2 separate regions of the Homo sapiens genome follow, and region 1 is linked to region 2. A link is an interaction called in ENCODE POLR2A ChIA-PET data of the cell type or tissue named here. Cell type or tissue: endothelial cell of umbilical vein. All regions are shown on one strand. Links, peaks and the distances in the headings refer to the core of each region. The heading gives the core; the rest is flanking DNA.

Region 1 (8,239 bases), core at 1,735-6,734, 160 kb before region 2:
CAGGTTCAAGTGATTCTCCCGCCTCAGCCTCCCAAGTAGAAGGGATTACGGGCACGAGCCACCATGCCCAGCTAATTTTTTGTATTTTTAGTAGAGACAGGGTTTCACCATGTTGGCCAGGCTGGTCTCCAACTCCTGACCTCAAGTGATCCACCTATCTCAGCCTTCCAAAGTGCTGGGATTACAGGTGTGAGCCGCCGCACCTGGCCCTATTGCAATTTTGAATGATTTACTTGTTCTATAGTGATAGAATAAGGAATAGGGTTATAGACAGCCAATGGAAAACTATGCCTTGCCTTTTTAACCATTAGGTTAAACAGAGGAAAGGACTAAAAATCACTGTGCTTTATTATTATCTGTTTATATATAATGAATTATATGTAATTCAGCCTGATAATTCTGAGACCTTTAGAACAGTGGTCCTTAAAGGTTCACATCAGAATCACCTAGACAGCATTTTGAAAGTATCTATGCCTGAGTCCTATTCACCTCTAGAAGTTTTCATTCAGTAGGTCTGGGGCAGAGTCCAAACAAAGGCATTTTGGAAGAAGCTCCTCAGGTGATTCTGATGTGCATCGCCTATTTGACTTCTCAAATGATGAAATAAACATTAAAATAAACCAAATGAAAACATTCATAATATAGAAGGCAAAGATCTTGACACAAAGTCATCCGTTATCTTTCTTAGGATCAAACTCTACCTTCATAACAGTGTCTTACTTTTACCTCAATGATCACTACTAGCACCTGTCGCCAGGATACAGCTGCTGCGTTCAAACCAAAAGAGATGCCATTGTTTGTATTTGTTGGAATCATAGGAAAGCAGTACTAGTAATGCATTAGTGCTGTAGTCATAGGAAAGATTACATACTGCTTACACAATAGCTGATTGATGAGCAAGAAATCTCCTCTACAATAGTTGCTGTACAATTGTGAGTGGTGGTTTGAATTAAACAGTTTTGTAATTTGTACGGAAGTTTTCTATTGTCACAGTTAGTTTTCTTCCATACCTAAAAGATTTGAGTTTTTAAATGAATACTGTAAAAGCAAGATTTTTGTTTTAATTTCCTTTCATACTTCACCTGGAAAGATTATTTCTAAATACCTTAAAATATGTTCTTTTCAAGAGATTCAGAAATATATAGTAAGTTATTCTTGCTATGAATTCTTTTCCTAACCAAATATTTAGAAACAAGTTCCTTTGTTATATACATCTTGACACTATTATATAAAGAACATTTCTGCTATTCTGTTATATCCAAAATGGAAGTTTTGGATACCAGACAACTTTCACATACAAGTTAACCTTCCAGTTCATTTTTTGTGTATCGAAAAAAAATGAGGTATCAGAGGTTATGTTTTTTAACCTCTTATGAAATGAATCAAGACACAAAAACAGAGAAGTGTATAATGTACTCCCTTGTACCCAATACCTAGTTTCAATGATCAGAACTTTGCCATTCCTGCTTCATATACTCCTGTCCCTTTTTTTAACTGATGTATTTTAAAGCAAATCCTAGATGCTGTATTATTTTATTGATCCTTAACAGATAAGATTTTTTAACAGAGCCTCTTTATCATTATCACACATAATAATAACAAAAAATCCTTAATGTCTCACTCTCATTTCATGATTGACTCTCCCTTACTGTCTCTGAAAGTATTTTTACACTTAGTTTTCCTCAAGGTTGTATCTTTTTGTTCCATATTGTGACATGCTAAAATATTTTGCCTGAAAAGTCCATTTTGTTTTCTTTTTTATTTAGAGATGGAGTCTTGCTCTGTTGCCCAGGCTGGAGTGCAGTGTGCGTCGATCATAGCTCACTGCAGCCTCAAAAGTGATTCTCTTGCCTCAGCCTCCCCAGTAGCTACAGAACTACAGGCATGCACTACTACACCTGGCTAATTTTTTTTTTAATTTTCTGTAGAGACAAAGTCGTGCCATGTTGCCCAGGTTAAAAGTCAATGTCATATGTACTATGCAAATCTGAACATGTCACATCTCTTTAAGAGCTTCTCACTATGTTTTCTATGATGAGCCTCCAAAATCCTTAACATGACATAAAATATCTTGCATGATTTGGCCCTTCTTCAAATCCAAGGCCTCAGATACGACTGAGACTTCTCCTAGGCTCCACCATAATCCAAATTTTTCATGATTTTTAAATCATTCCAATGATATGATGAATTAAAAGAAACAGGAATGAACAGCTGGCTAAATGTAATGAAAAAGCAACCCACTCCATGAACCTTGATGGAATACTGATTCAAAGGAATAAAACTAGTAAAATTAGTCATAAAGGACATAACAGGCACAAATGGGAACATTTCAACATGAAATTATTTTTAGTGTTATAAATGTGGTTATGTAGGAGAATGTCCTTATTTTTACGAGCTGCAGGTCAAACTTTCAAATGATTCAGAAAAAAAAAAGTACATGTGAGATGTATTTTATATACCTATTATACATGCATGTAAGATAAAGAGATAGAGACACACATAAAGCAAATGTGCCAAAATAGTAACAACCGGTAACTCTAGATGAAGGCTAGACAGATGTTCACTGTACAATCCTTTCTTGGATCTGTTAATTGTACAAGTATTTCGGCCGGGCATGGTGGCTCATGCCTCTAATCCCAGCACTTTGGGAGGCCGAGGCAGGCGGATCATCTAAGGTCAGGAGTTCCAGACCAGCCTGGCCAACATGGTGAAACCTCATCTCTACTAAAATTACCAAAATTAGCCGGGTGTGATGGCAGGCGCCTGTAATCCCAGCTACTTGGGAGGTTGAGGCATGAAAATCGCTTGAACCTGGGAGGTGGAGGTTGCAGTGAGCCGCAATCGCACCACTGCACTCCAGCCCAGACAACAAAGTAAGACTCCGTCTCAAAAAAAAAAAAAAAAAAAAGGAGTAACTATTTTAAGTTTTGCAGGCCCTACAGTCCCTGTTCCAACTACTCAACTCTGCCGTTGTAGCAAAAAACGCAACCATAAACAATATGTAAATAAATAAGCATGGCTATATTCCAATAAAACTTTATTTACACACACTGAAATTTTATATAATTTTCATGTGTCATGAAATTTTTTTTAAAACTTTAAAATGTAAAAACTTAGCACACATGTAGAAATGATGATATAATTTGCAGGGACTATTGACAAAAAAAAACAATGGAGCCTCTTGTTTAAAAGTTATTAAGAATTTCAAAATAGTAACAGCAGAGAACCAAACCAAGCACAGGGCCTTTCTCAGGGTGGGTCCCTGTATGACTACATAGCATGCATATCCACAAATCACGCAGGCCATAGTTTACCAACTCCTGGCTTAGATTCTACTGAAGATGGTTCAAGATTCAGAGCAGAAATGACAGAGTTCAAATCCCCTCCTACCACTTAATAGTTGTGTTCTCTGTCCCCTAGTATAAATAGCATATATCTCGGAGTTGTGAATAAATGATTTAATATATATAAAATACTTAGAATGGTCATATGTGTGTGTGTGTGTGTGTGGTGTGTGTGTGTGTGTGTATATATATATATATATATATATTTTTTTTTTTTTTTTTTTTTTTTTTTTTGAAACAGAGTCTCGCTCTGTCACCCAGGCTGGAGTGCAGTGGCGTGATCTCAGCTCACTGCAACCTCCACCTCCCTGGTTCAAGGAATTCCCCTGCCTCAGCCTCCCAAGTAGCTGGGATTACAGGCGCCTGCCCACCATGTCCAGCTAATTTTTTTTGTATTTTCAGTAGAGACGGGGTTTCACCATGTTGGCCAGTCTGGTCTTGAACTCCTGACCTCAGACAATCCGCCTGCTTCGGCCTCCCAAAGTGCTGGGATTACAGGTGTGAGCCACCGCGCCCGGCCAGTTTTGACTACTTTTTAGTCAACTAAAAAAATTTTAAGACCAGGTGCGGTGGTTCACGCCTATAATCCCACCTGGGGAGGCCAAGATGGGAGGATAGCTTCAGCCCAGGAGTTCAAGACCAGCCTGGGCAACACAGTGAGATTTCGTCTCTACAAAAAATTTAAAAAATTAGCTGGGCACAGTGACACACACCTGCAGTCCCAGCTATTCAAGAGGCTGTGGTGAGAGGATCATTTGAGCCAAGAGGTCAAGGCTGCAGTAAGCCATGATTGTGCCACTGCACTCCAGCCTGAGTGATAGAGTGAGACCCTGTCTTAAAAAAAAAAAAAAAAAAAAAAAAAAAAAGGTTTTAAGAGTTGATTGCTTGCAGTGAGCTGAGATCGCGCCACTGCACTCCAGCCTGGGCGACAGAGCGAGACTCCGTCTCAAAAAAAAAAAAAAAAAAAAAAAAAAAAGAGTTGATTGAGGTAGCAGGATATCAAACACATTTTTTAAATTTGCTATACAACTAAAAGTATCATCTGAATAGTTAAGTGTGTCAAAATGTTTGTGAAATTAAATATAACATTTCCTTAGAGCCCTCATATAAAAATACCCTGGTAGCTTAGACTAGTCAGAGTCTCTCAAGAATTATGACAACTACCCATCAAGACTTAACGATTCTGGACTGACTTAGTTACTACATTGTAAAAGGAAATTTAAATAAGACCCCAGGTGTCATATATTACTTATCGTTTTGCAATTCATCAATTGTACAATAACAGAAAAATTCCTCAAATAAAAATTATAGTATGTTATGTGAAAATGGAGAATGTATAACTATTTTAAGAAAGTACTTATTGGTAGTAAAAGCCTGTTGCCTATCTACTGTGTGCAAGAAATCGTGCTCAAGAACAAAGGAATAAAAAGACATGGTGGTCTGTGTCCCAAAAAGTTTACCATCTAAAAGTGAATATAGGATGGGATCACATCAGTTTTTAAAGTAAATTACACAAGGCTGCACAGCAATGCCAGCCCTATTTAACAACTCTACCTCAGTGTCTACTAGGTGTCTCAAACTTAACATGTAAAAAATATAACTCTTGACTTTTTTCCAAAAAAAACCTATTCTTCCCTTGTCTTCCTCTTTATCAATAAACAGAATCTCCATCCACCCAGCTGCTAAAGCCAAAAATGCGATTTTTTTATTCTTCTAATTCCCTATAAAAAAATTCAACATCAACTCTTCTTGATGCTATGAAAAAATGTTCTCAACTATCTCCCAAGTTGTCTCTCACCTGGCCCAGCCTGATAACTAGTTTCCTACAATGGCTTCCTGCGTGGTCTCTTTGCATTCACTCTTCCCCCATACAGCCCATTATCAAACAGTACTCAAAATATTTTTAAAACATAAACCTTATCTCCCACCACTGCTAAAAGCTTTCTAATTGCTTCCTATTGCACTAACCATAACATCCAAACTCATCACTACAGATGAATTATAATGCCTAACATGACCTCATCCTTGCCTACCTCTGATCTTAATTCTTAACCATCCCTTCCTCTTGCACACCCTGCTCCAACCCTATCGGCCTTCCTTCCGTTCCTTGAAGATCAAGCTCCTTTCTCCCTGAGGCTTTAATCTACAAGCTTCTCCCCACAACCACCACCACCTGCTATCCACCCTTTCCTACCCATGACTCCAGTGGTCAAACCTTGCATTCCCAACAGGAAGACAGGCAAACATCCTGGGTTTCCAGGTGGAGATGACACAATGCATCATCACCAATGAGTATTCGTGCCAAAAAAGTTTAAACTGTATCTGTCCCAAGGAAACAATCAGAAAAATTCAGGAAGGGGGCCATTCTAAAAGATAATTAGTCTAAACTCTTCAGAAAAGCAAGTAACCTAAGAGTGTTATCAAATTATCAATAATCTAGAGAAGCAGGGTATCAACACATCTAAAACAGGATTAAGCAGTATTATGTCACAACAACTTCACAGAATATACGATGCAGTCTTTTTTTAGCCATAAAACCTTCCTGGCTAGTTCTACTCTTCCCCTTTCTCACTACGGCAACTGAGTAGTCCAAAAAAGAAAAAAGAAAAAACTTCCTAACAATATTAAACATTTATACTATTAAATTAAAAATAGCAAAGCCACCAAAATTTGCACTATGATTATAAGGTCATATGTAAACCAATGAGCACAGATTAGATCTTTGGCAAGATTACAAATCAGTGTTGAGACTTTTGAGGATATTGGGATGGGGTGAATATGTTTTGCATGTGGAATAGAGGTGAATTTTGGGGAGCCAGGGGGTGGACTGTGGTAGACAAAATAATGCCCCCCGCCACCCGCCCCCACCAAGGATGTCAACATCCGAATCCTCAGAACCCGCAAATACGTTAGGTTACACGGCAAAGGGAAATTAAGGTTGCTATCATCTGACCTTGAGATTGGGAGATTATTCTGGAATGTCAGCCCAACATTATCACAAGGGTCCTTATCAGTAAAAGAGGAGGATAGAAGAGGGAGTATCACAACCACTGCTGGCTTTGGAGATGGAAAGGGGCCATGAGCCAAGGAATATGGGCAGCCCTTTGAAATTGGAGAAGGCAAGGTATAAAAAACTAAAATAAAGGATTCTTCCCTAGACCTTCCAGAAAAGAATGCAGCCCTGCCAACTGGCCTTTTATTTTAGCCCAGTGAGATCTGTATCAAAACTGTGATCTCCAGAACTGTAAAATCATTTTGTGTCGTTTTAGGCCACTAAGTTTGGGGTAATTTGCTATAACGGCAATAAAAAGCTAGTCATCCATCATTTAACAAAGGTGATACCTTCTCGGAGGTGCACTGTTAGATGACTTCTTCACTGGGCAAGCATCACAGACTACAAGCCACCTCGACGGTGTAGCCTATTACACACCTAAGGTACAAGGTATAGCCTATATGGTTCCTAGAATACAAACCTGTACAGTATATTACTTTACTGAATACTGTAGGCAATTGTTAACACAATGTTATTTGTGTATCTAAACATATCTAGGCCGGACGCAGTGGCTCACTCCTGTAATCCTAGCACTTTGAGAGGCTGAGGCAGGTGGACAGCCTGAGCTCAGGAGTTTGAGACCAGCCTGGGCAACATGGCAAAACCTCATCTCTACCAAAAATACAAAAAGTTAGCCAGATGTAGTGGTGTGCACCTGTGTTCCCTGATAGGAGGCTGAGGTGGAAGGATCACTTGAGCCTGGGAGGTGGAAGTTGCAGTGAGACAAGATAACACCACTGCACTCCAACTTGGGTGACAGAGTGAGACCCCATCTCAAAAAAAAGAAAAAACAGGTGCATTCAATTATATGTGCTTGTGTCTGTATGTATACATACACACACACAGATGCATATATATATATATACACACACACGTCTAAAAGATAATTAGTCTAAACTCTAGAAAAGTAACATAAAATTGTTACCAAATTATCAATAATCCAGAAAAGCAGGGTATCAACATGTCCAAAACAGGACTAAGCAGTATTATGTCATAACAACTTAATAGAATATATGACACAATCTGTTGTTGACTGGAATGTGACTGTATATATATACATACATGTATACATATATAGTCATAATTATATGTATGTATATATGCAGTCATATATATAGGTATATATATTATATAGATGTATATATACAGTCATACATAGGTATACATACATAGATATATATACACTCATATATATAGGTGTGTGTGTATATATATATACACACACACACACACTCATATATATAGGTCTATACATATATATACACACACAGTCATATTCCAATCAACAGACCACAAATACAACAGCGGTCCCATGGGATTATAATATCATATTTTTACTGTACCTTTTCTATGTTTAGATATGTTTAGATACACAAATGCCACTGTGTTAAAATTGCCTACAGTATTCAGTACAATAACAAGCTGTACAGGTTTGTATCCTAGGACCCAGAGGCTATATCATATACCCTAGATGTGTAGTAGGCTATACCATCTAAGTTGTGTAAATACACCCTATGATGTTTACATGACAAAATCATGATGCATTTCTCAGAAGATATTCTCGTCATTAAGTAACACATAACTGCAATTAAACACACACATGCAGGAATATATTATATACTCACACAATGGGTAATATCAAAAGGTGATATTACCAAATGCTAGCAAGAATGTGGAGCAACAGGAACACTCAAATATTGTTGGCAGATTTATAAACAGTACAATCGCTTTGGAATAATGCTTTGCAGTTTCTTATAAACACGTTTACCCCTTGACACAGCAATTCAACTCCTAGGTATTTATCTTAAGAGAAATGAAAACCTACCGTAAGAAAATTTGTATA
Region 2 (8,239 bases), core at 290-5,289:
TGAGGTTCCGTTTCTCATCGGCTCCACCACTGTATAAACAAAACCTGTCTTTTAACCTTTTGGGGGATGATGAATTTATAGAAATGCAGCCTAAACCCACACAAATTTGCATCCATTTTAAAGAGATCTTGAATTCTACTTAGTAGGCCCAAGCTGAAAGCCTGGCCCAGAGGATCAAACCTCAAAGACTGGCCACACACTATGCACATTCCACAAGGTCCCCACACTGGATAGGACCTTAGAGGTCATCTTTCTAGCTCTACTTCCAAGGTGTACAGATGGGGAAGCTGGGGCCTGGAAGGGGCAGAGAGCTGGGACTCGAGCTCCATCTCCCCCTCTCCTGTCTGCAGCACCCCGAATCTGCTTCTTCTGTGCACCGCCATAGGGCCTTTCAATAACCCCCCACCTCTGTGACCTGATGAGTCTCACCACCACATGACACTGCAACAAAAGTCAGTTCTACATCTTACTCTGACAAAATGCTCTCTTGTGAGCTGAAACAGATTCTTTACCTCAGTAGGAGGATTTCAGAACAACCCCTTTGACTGACCCTCTTCCAAAGATGCCTCTTGGTTACATTAGTTTTATTCCTGTGGTTAAAACTCCTTGTGATGCCAGGTGCGGTGGCTCAAGCCTGTAATCCCATGGGAGGCCGAGGCAGGTGGAGCACCTGAGGTTGGGAGTTCAAGACCAGCCTGACCAACATGGAGAAACCCTATCTCTACTAAAAATAAAAAAATTAGCTGGGCATGGTGGTGCATGCCTGTAATCCCATGCTGCCTGTAATTACATGCATGCCTGTAATCGGGAGGCTGAGGCAGGAGAATTGCTTGAACCCGGGAGGTGGAGGTTGTGGTGAGCTGAGATTGCATCATTGCACTCCAGCCTGGGCAACAAGAGCAAAACTCCGTCTCAAAACAAGCAAACAAACAACAACAACAAAAAAACTCCTTGTGAGAGAAAGGGCGGACAGCATCCATTATAGTTTTCAATGTCCTTTCATTCTAATTTACTCATTACTTATTGAGCATGTTATTAATGTGTACTTAAGACTTTGGGTAACATATGGATTATATACGACATATATTTTTGCATCTTCTTCTGATATCAATAGGAAGATTGTTCTTATGAGGAGTTTAAATACTTTACAAAATAAGTATAATTTAAATATTATTTTTGGCCGGGCATGATGGCTAATGCCTGTAATCCCAACACTTTGGGAGGCCGAGGTGGGCAGATCACTTGAGGTTAGGAGTTTGAGACCAGCCTGGCCAACATGGCGAAACCCCGTCTCTACTAAAAATACAAAAAATTAGCCAGGTGTGGTGGCAAGTACCTGTAATCACAGCTACTCGGGAGGCTGATGCAGGATAATTGCTTGAACATGGGAGGCAGAGGTTGCAGTAAGCCAAGATCACACCATTGCACTCTAGCTTGGGCAACAGAGCAAAAACTCCATCTCAAAAAAACAAAACAAAAACAAACAAACAAAAAATACAAAAATTAGCTGGGCATGGTGGTGCAGTCCTGTAATCCCAGCTACTTGGGAGGCTGAGGCACAAGAATGGCTTGAACCTGGGAGGCGGAGGCTGTAGTGAGCCGAGATCGCGCCACTGCACTCCAGCCTGGGTGACAGAGTGAGACTCCGTCTCAAAAAAAAAAAAAAAGAAATATGATTTTTAACAGAATATGAGGTAATTAAAAAGCAATCCAACTAAGGTGACAGTGCATCCACCTTGGGCCTGGCACTAGCTGGAAATCACTGCTCCACTTGCATTAAGCTTACCCGTGGAGAAGCCCTGGTCCCAGGATTTTAAGGGTGCTATGCGCTCAGTCTCCACAGCACCTCCTCTGGAGGCGACCTCTGCTGACACTCTCTTCATACCAACGAGGTGAATTTGCCCGGGTTACTTCCTGGTAAACTACGAAGCCACAGTGTAAGCCTAGGCCTGGGGACAGGCTAGAATGTAAGCCTAGGTCTCCCACAAGCCCGCGCTCTTAGTGCCTGGGGACACAGCCCCTGACCTCAAAGATCTGCAGAACGTGAAGGACTAGATTTTGAAATTTCACCTCATAAAATAAAATAGGTTCCAATAAGTCATTAGGTCTCAAAGACTCATTTAGCCATTAAATATAACAAGACACGTATCTCCCAAACACAATATTTTATGCCATATTGTCAAATGCATTTTCTAGTCACACCATTAATTCCAGTTTCCAGATTATTTTACTGCGATGCACCGTTGGACAGCTTGCTGAGAATTCACCTAGGACGGTGTTTGTGCATGGAAACACCTCGTTGTCCAGTTTGGAGGGGTAAGCAAAAGACGCTGGGATGAGTTCACACTGGGTTTGGTTTTATCTTAGGCATGTTGCTAGTGTATCTGAACCTCAGCTTTATCACTGGAAAAATGGCTCTGATGATACCTACCTTGTACATTTGTTTGAGGAAAAATGAGAACAAGTCTAAAGCTACCGGCACAAGCTCTCAATCAGTGGTAGTTATATGTAGCTGAAATGGGGCAATGGAGAGTCTAGACTGTTTCTATTTTAGACATTATTATCATAAATGAAAAGCTTAAAACTACAGTACATACCTTTTCTTTCAAGATGAAGGCAGTTTCCAGATGCAGAATCAGCCGATTTGAGATGCCTGTCTTGGTGACTGGCCTCTCCCAAGCTATTTTATAAGCTTCTTCAGGTCTCTGATGTTTACTTTTCATGCATGCCACGCCCGCCGCCCCCATCCAGTCAGGAGGGTTGGCCTAAAAGCTTAGTCTGTATCGAAACACAAAGATGGGATGTTGTGTCCATCCTCCTCCCCCGATTTCCTTCACAGCTGCTCCCTGAAGAAGAAATGAGATATTGTTTTCGCGCGCGCGTGTGTGTGTGTGTGTGTGTGTGTGGGTATGTGTGCGAGAGAGAGAGAGAGTATGTGTGAGAGAAAGATAAAGTATATTTTCATCCAAAACATTTTTTTTTTTGCTATGTGGATTTTCTAATTTAATTTTTTTGGTCAGAATGCACTTTTAAGTTCCAGCAGGACGTGTTGCAACATGTTTTCAAACATCTGGTATTTATTTTTCATTTTTGTGTAAATGAAAAATCAACAAGCTCATTTCCTGAAGTGGAACATGGAGTTCCTGACTCCACTAATGGGAGTCAGGTAATGGCGCGAGGGTTATGAGTCAAAGCTGGCTTTCTCCAGGATCCTGGGCAGCCCCCTAACTTCTCTGAGCCACAGTCTCCTCGTTGTAAGTAGGGGCTGTCATTCTTTCTCCACCAGAGCCAGACGTGTAGGGGAGATACCAGTTCTCTAACAACTGGGGCTAAAAGTTGAGAATGCAGAAGACATCTTCTGTCGCTCTGTTCTCTGTCCCTTTTATGACCCTTGCAGCGAGAAGTTCAAGACAGTCTGTCACTGCTTGGGGGTGGGGGCCGGGGTGGTGGGGAGTGTGGACTTAAACCCAGGGGTGCTTTTGGTCCAGCCTTATCTCTCCTGGTGGAATGAACAACTTTGACTCTTGTGAGTGAGATTCTATGTCTTTGTGATAGGCAGGAGGTATGTTTAGAGACATTTAGATAAGGCAGTGCCTTCGTAGTAGACTTAGACTCCTAAATGAAATTCATTCTAAAATATGTAAGCAACAGAGATACATTTACAGCACTGAGTCTATAAACATGAAAACAACAACACAGATCCGTAACATCCCAAACGTTGTGAGCGCTTTCTTTAAGATGTTCTTTGCCTTTTCAGAAACATAAGAAATTCCTACTACCACCCAGGGCCTGCCTCTCGCTGACCTCCTGTGCTGCCCTCCCCTAAGAGCTCTGTGTAGCTCCCTTCCCCACTCCAGGTCCCTGATCAGATGACACTTTTCCCTAAAAAGCTTCCTGACCTTTCAAAAATAGCACTCTTGTCACTGTCCCTTTCCCTGCTTCATTATATCTTTACCTGAAATTCTCTCCTTTATTTATACATTATCCTGCTTAGTATGTTTTCCCCAGGAGGATAGGAGCTTGAGGCGTGCCAGGAGTTTGTCTCTTTGACTCTGTGTTGTGCCCCAGTGGCTAAGCACATACTAAGTGCTCAGTAAATACTTATAAATTAAATGGATGCTATCCAAAGAACTTAATGAGTTTCTAAGATATACAAAAGGCCCCAGAGGTAATATTCACGCGATTTTGATTTCAATTGTATTTCTGGAGAAGCACTAGCCTGTATGTTTCTGTCTTCTTCACCTGTATCACATTTGCCACCAAGAATTGCCTGTCATTGAAGAAATACACAGTTAGCCTCTTTTCAGCCTATTACAAAAAATTCTCTCTCCTCTAAGCAGTTGCACAGTTTTCCACAAAGCACTGTTGCCTAAGTTTCCAAATATGTATGTTGGAGTTGGAGATATCTATGTATTTTAGCCCTCAGCACTGAAGTCGGCAACCATGGAGCTGAAGGTCCAGGTCTAGGAGTCACAGCGGGAGAAAAGCCACACGATCTTCCTAGGTCTCAGTTCATTTTTTCTGTAAATATTGGTAAGTGATATATTCCTTAGGGAAATCCTCTCTTCACATGTTTCTGGAATGTATAGCCAGTAACAAATTCTTAAGCAGCATAAAACAAATCAGACCTATCTTCTAAGCAAGTGTTTATTTTTAAGTCCCAAAATAAATACACATTTGTTCAAAACAATTAAAATAGCACCAAAATGCAGGACTCAGGAAATGTAAGCACCTCATAATCCCACACCTCAGAGATAAGCATTATTTTGTTTGTAATTATTCCTCTAGATCTTTCTATACAGATCCCTATGTAATAATAACAATATTCAATGTTCTGAAACTTTTTTTTTTTTTTGAGACCGACCTTCACTCACTCTGTCACCCAGGCTGGAGTGCAGTGGTGCAATCTTGGTTCACTGCAACCTCAGCCTCCCTGGTTCAAGTGATTCTCCTGCCTCTGCCTCCCGAGTAGCTGGGATTACAGGCGCCCGCCACCACACCCAAGTGATTTTTGTATTTTTAGTAGAGACGGAGTTTCACCATGTTGGCCAGACTGGTCTCAAACTCCTGACCTCAGGTGATCCACCCGCCTCGGCCTCCCAAAGTGTTGGGATTACAGGCATGAGCCACCGCCACTGCGCCCAGCCAAGAAACTTGTTTTTTAATGTAACAATGTATCTATCTTTCTATATCAGTACACATAGATCTACCTCATTCTTTCACCTGCTGCAAAATCTTGCTTTTACCTGAGAGCACATTTCTTTTTTTCCTTTCTTTTTTTTTTTTTGAGACAGAATCTCGCTCTCGCCCAGGCTGGAGTGGTGCAGTGGCCGGATCTCGGCTCACTGCAAACTCTGCCTCCCAGGTTCATGCCATTCTCCTGCCTCAGCCTCCTGAGTAGCTGGGACTACGGGGGCCTGCCACCATGCCCGGCTAATTTTTTTTTTTTTTTAGTAGAGACGGGGTTTCACCGTGTTATCCAGGATGGTCTCGATCTCCTGACCTCGTGATCTGCCCGCCTCGGCCTCCCAAAGTGCTGGATTACAGGCGACAGCGCATTTCTTGAAGAGACAGTCTGTGGTCTGTGGTTTTTCCGGAAAGCAGTTCTTTGTTGGGTGATGATCTTTCATCATGGAGGTGATTGCCTCAGTGGTTTCACTCTCAGACCCGCAGGGAAGATGCAGTTATTTGAATGGACTCTTTGTGGCAAGAAATAGAGAACTATCTCATCTCCTAAAAAAACATGTTTCTGGATGAAGAATTCTTTATTTCTTAATAAGTGGTTCTTTCAACTACCAGAGTCATCCTGTATGCCTTTCTAAAGTGATTTTTCTTTTGTCAGTTAGAATAAAGGGGACGCACAAATGTACTTTTCGTGTGAAAATGCAGACTGAGAGGTTTCAGTAGTGCACCTTCACTCTTTAAGACTCGGCTCAAATGTCCCCCTCCCTGGGTCATCTTCTGGATTCCTAGCCCACCCCACGCAGCGTTCTCCCATCTGCTTTGTGTTTTCATGGCACATGTCACCCTGTCCTCACTCATTACACTATGCTTATGCCTCCATCTCCTTCTGGAGACGGTCAGATCCACCCAAGTAGGATTGTCTTTTTATCCCTGGCACCTTACATGATGCCTGACACGTAAGTGTTTACTAAATATTCCGTGAATGATGGAATGAATAATAGAATATGCTAGATTCTCAGTCCTTGCTGGGCTTGTTATAGACCTCATTATTCATTCAGAGGCCCTCTTTCCTCTCCCTCCTGTGCCCTGGTGGCCATTTCCCTTCTCACTGGGCTCTGGAACTAGTTGAAAGTTTAATGGTGCCAAGCATCTGGTCAACAGGAAGACAGCAATCAAACTGGTGAAAACAGCAGCTTGATATGGCATGCAGGGAAGAACACTGGACTGGGGGCAGGAGGCCTGGGTTCTGGTCCTAGCTCTGTTACTAATTTATTTATCCATTCATTCACGCATTCAACAACATATAGCAACACTACGTTGCTGTATGTATACACACACACACACACACACACACACACACACACACACACGGGGGTGCGGGGCACTGTTCTGAGTCCTGCAGATATAGTGGTAAAGAAGAAAGACAATGTCTCAGCCCTTGTGGGACTTACCTCCCAGAGGCGAGATAGACAGACAGACAGGAAAAATACCTAATTAGAGTGGGTTGAGGAGGGAGAGTACCTATTTTTCCTGTCTATCTGTGTGACTCTCCTCTGGGAGGTTAGAAAAGAGAATAGGATGACGTGATAGGAAGTGAAGGGTGCCCACTTCGGTCTGGTGGTCAGGAAGAGTCTCTTTGAATACTGACATTTCAGCTGAGATGTGAGTGATGAATGGGAACCAGTCATTCAAACACCAAAGGAAGAGTGTTCCAGGAAGAACTGCCAGTGCAGGGGTCCTAAGGTGGGAACAGACATTAAGTTTTTAAGAAATGGAGAGACCAGTTTGGCTGGAGCAGAGGTGAGGAGGAAGTGAGTGTGGAGAGGTAGACAGAAACCAGAATCTATCTTGCTTTGAGGACCTTGAATTTTATTTCAAGTACAGTAGGAGTCATGGGAAGGTTTTAGGCAAGAGCATGACATGGTTATTTGGGCTTGACTATCAAGAATGGAGAATAAAATGGTTACAGATGGATCAGCTGAGGAGCCCCTGTGGTCATTTGGGAAATAGTTTGATGGTGGTTTGGGCTAGAGTGATTAGCATACAGATGGAGAGAAGTGGGCAAATTTGGAATGTGCTTTGGAGATAAAGTGGACAAGACTTGCTGATGGGCCGCAGGTGGAAGATGAGGAAAGCCGGGAATCGAGACTGGCTCTTAGATGTAAAGGTTGAAAAATCAGGTGAACGCACCTGCCAGCTGCTACAGATGGGAAGCCTGGAGGGTGAGTCTGGGAGAAGAACTCAAGTTCTTTATGGATAAGCTATGTTTGAGTTGCCCCATCAGACATCTAAGTGAAAATGTTAAGAAAGCAATTAGATATTCAAGTGAAGTTTGGGGGAAAATCAGGGCTGGAGATAGAGATTGGGAAGTCATCAGAACATACATGGTCTTCAAAGCCATGAGACTGGATGGGAACACTAAGGGAGGACATTTAGAAATGGAAAAAAAGGATGCCCAGGACAGATCCCTGGTACCCTCTAACCTTCAGAGACTGAGCAGAGAAGAAGGAGCCAAGAAAAGAGGCAGGGGGAGCAGGGAGGGCAGAAGTCCAGTTGGAGTGGGTTGAGGAGGGAAAGAGGAGGCAGCAATGCTCTTTACCTGTGAAGGAAAGTAGAGAAATAGTAGTTGAACAGAGACCTGCAGGTTAAGGGAGATGCTTAGAGCATGCACAGAGGGACGATCTAGTAGAGGAAAAATCTGCAGGAGAGAGGGGAGGGATCCAGAGTGCAGGTGGAGGTGCTGGCTTTGGAGAGAAAGGAAGGTTCTGTGTCTGTAGAAACAAGAGGAAGGCAGAGAGTAAACACCCAGATGAAGGAGCTGTGTAGATCAGGAAGAAGCTGAGACAGGATTTTCTCTTTGTGTGACTGTGGTCAAGTCATGTACTTTGCTGAGATGTGTGGGAGAAATAGGTCTGCTCTGATGATGGTGGAGGGTCTTTTCTGAACACATCCACTTGGCTAACAACACCTGCCTTAGCACCTGCTTTATTTGTAAGGGACACAGTGTGGTATCGGGGGAACCCGCCCCCAATATTTCAATGCAGGTTCTTTCTAT

The links. ChIA-PET counts read pairs that join two places held together with the same protein. Peaks named below come from ENCODE experiments on the same cell type or tissue, not always from the same donor. Only the 100,000 strongest peaks of a DNase experiment are listed, where the experiment ranks them.
Region 1: POLR2A ChIA-PET joins it to region 2 with 8 read pairs; 2 of 35 experiments call an interaction of 5 or more read pairs at or near these places.

What each region holds. Positions count from the first base shown.
Region 1 is chr3:195,420,735-195,428,973 of GRCh38, forward strand. The region is part of intron 1 of ACAP2 (ArfGAP with coiled-coil, ankyrin repeat and PH domains 2); the gene reads right to left. Among named protein-coding and RNA genes, the nearest start is that of ACAP2, 18 kb to the right of the region's middle. In endothelial cell of umbilical vein, for the core only: no CTCF peak of the experiment used is centred there; no DNase peak of the experiment used is centred there.
Region 2 is chr3:195,581,281-195,589,519 of GRCh38, forward strand. APOD (apolipoprotein D) reads right to left here and starts at 2,660. Exons shown (of 5, transcript NM_001647.4): 1 at 2,598-2,660. RefSeq lists an enhancer at 2,111-2,280. In endothelial cell of umbilical vein, for the core only: no CTCF peak of the experiment used is centred there; a DNase peak (open chromatin) is centred at 2,991.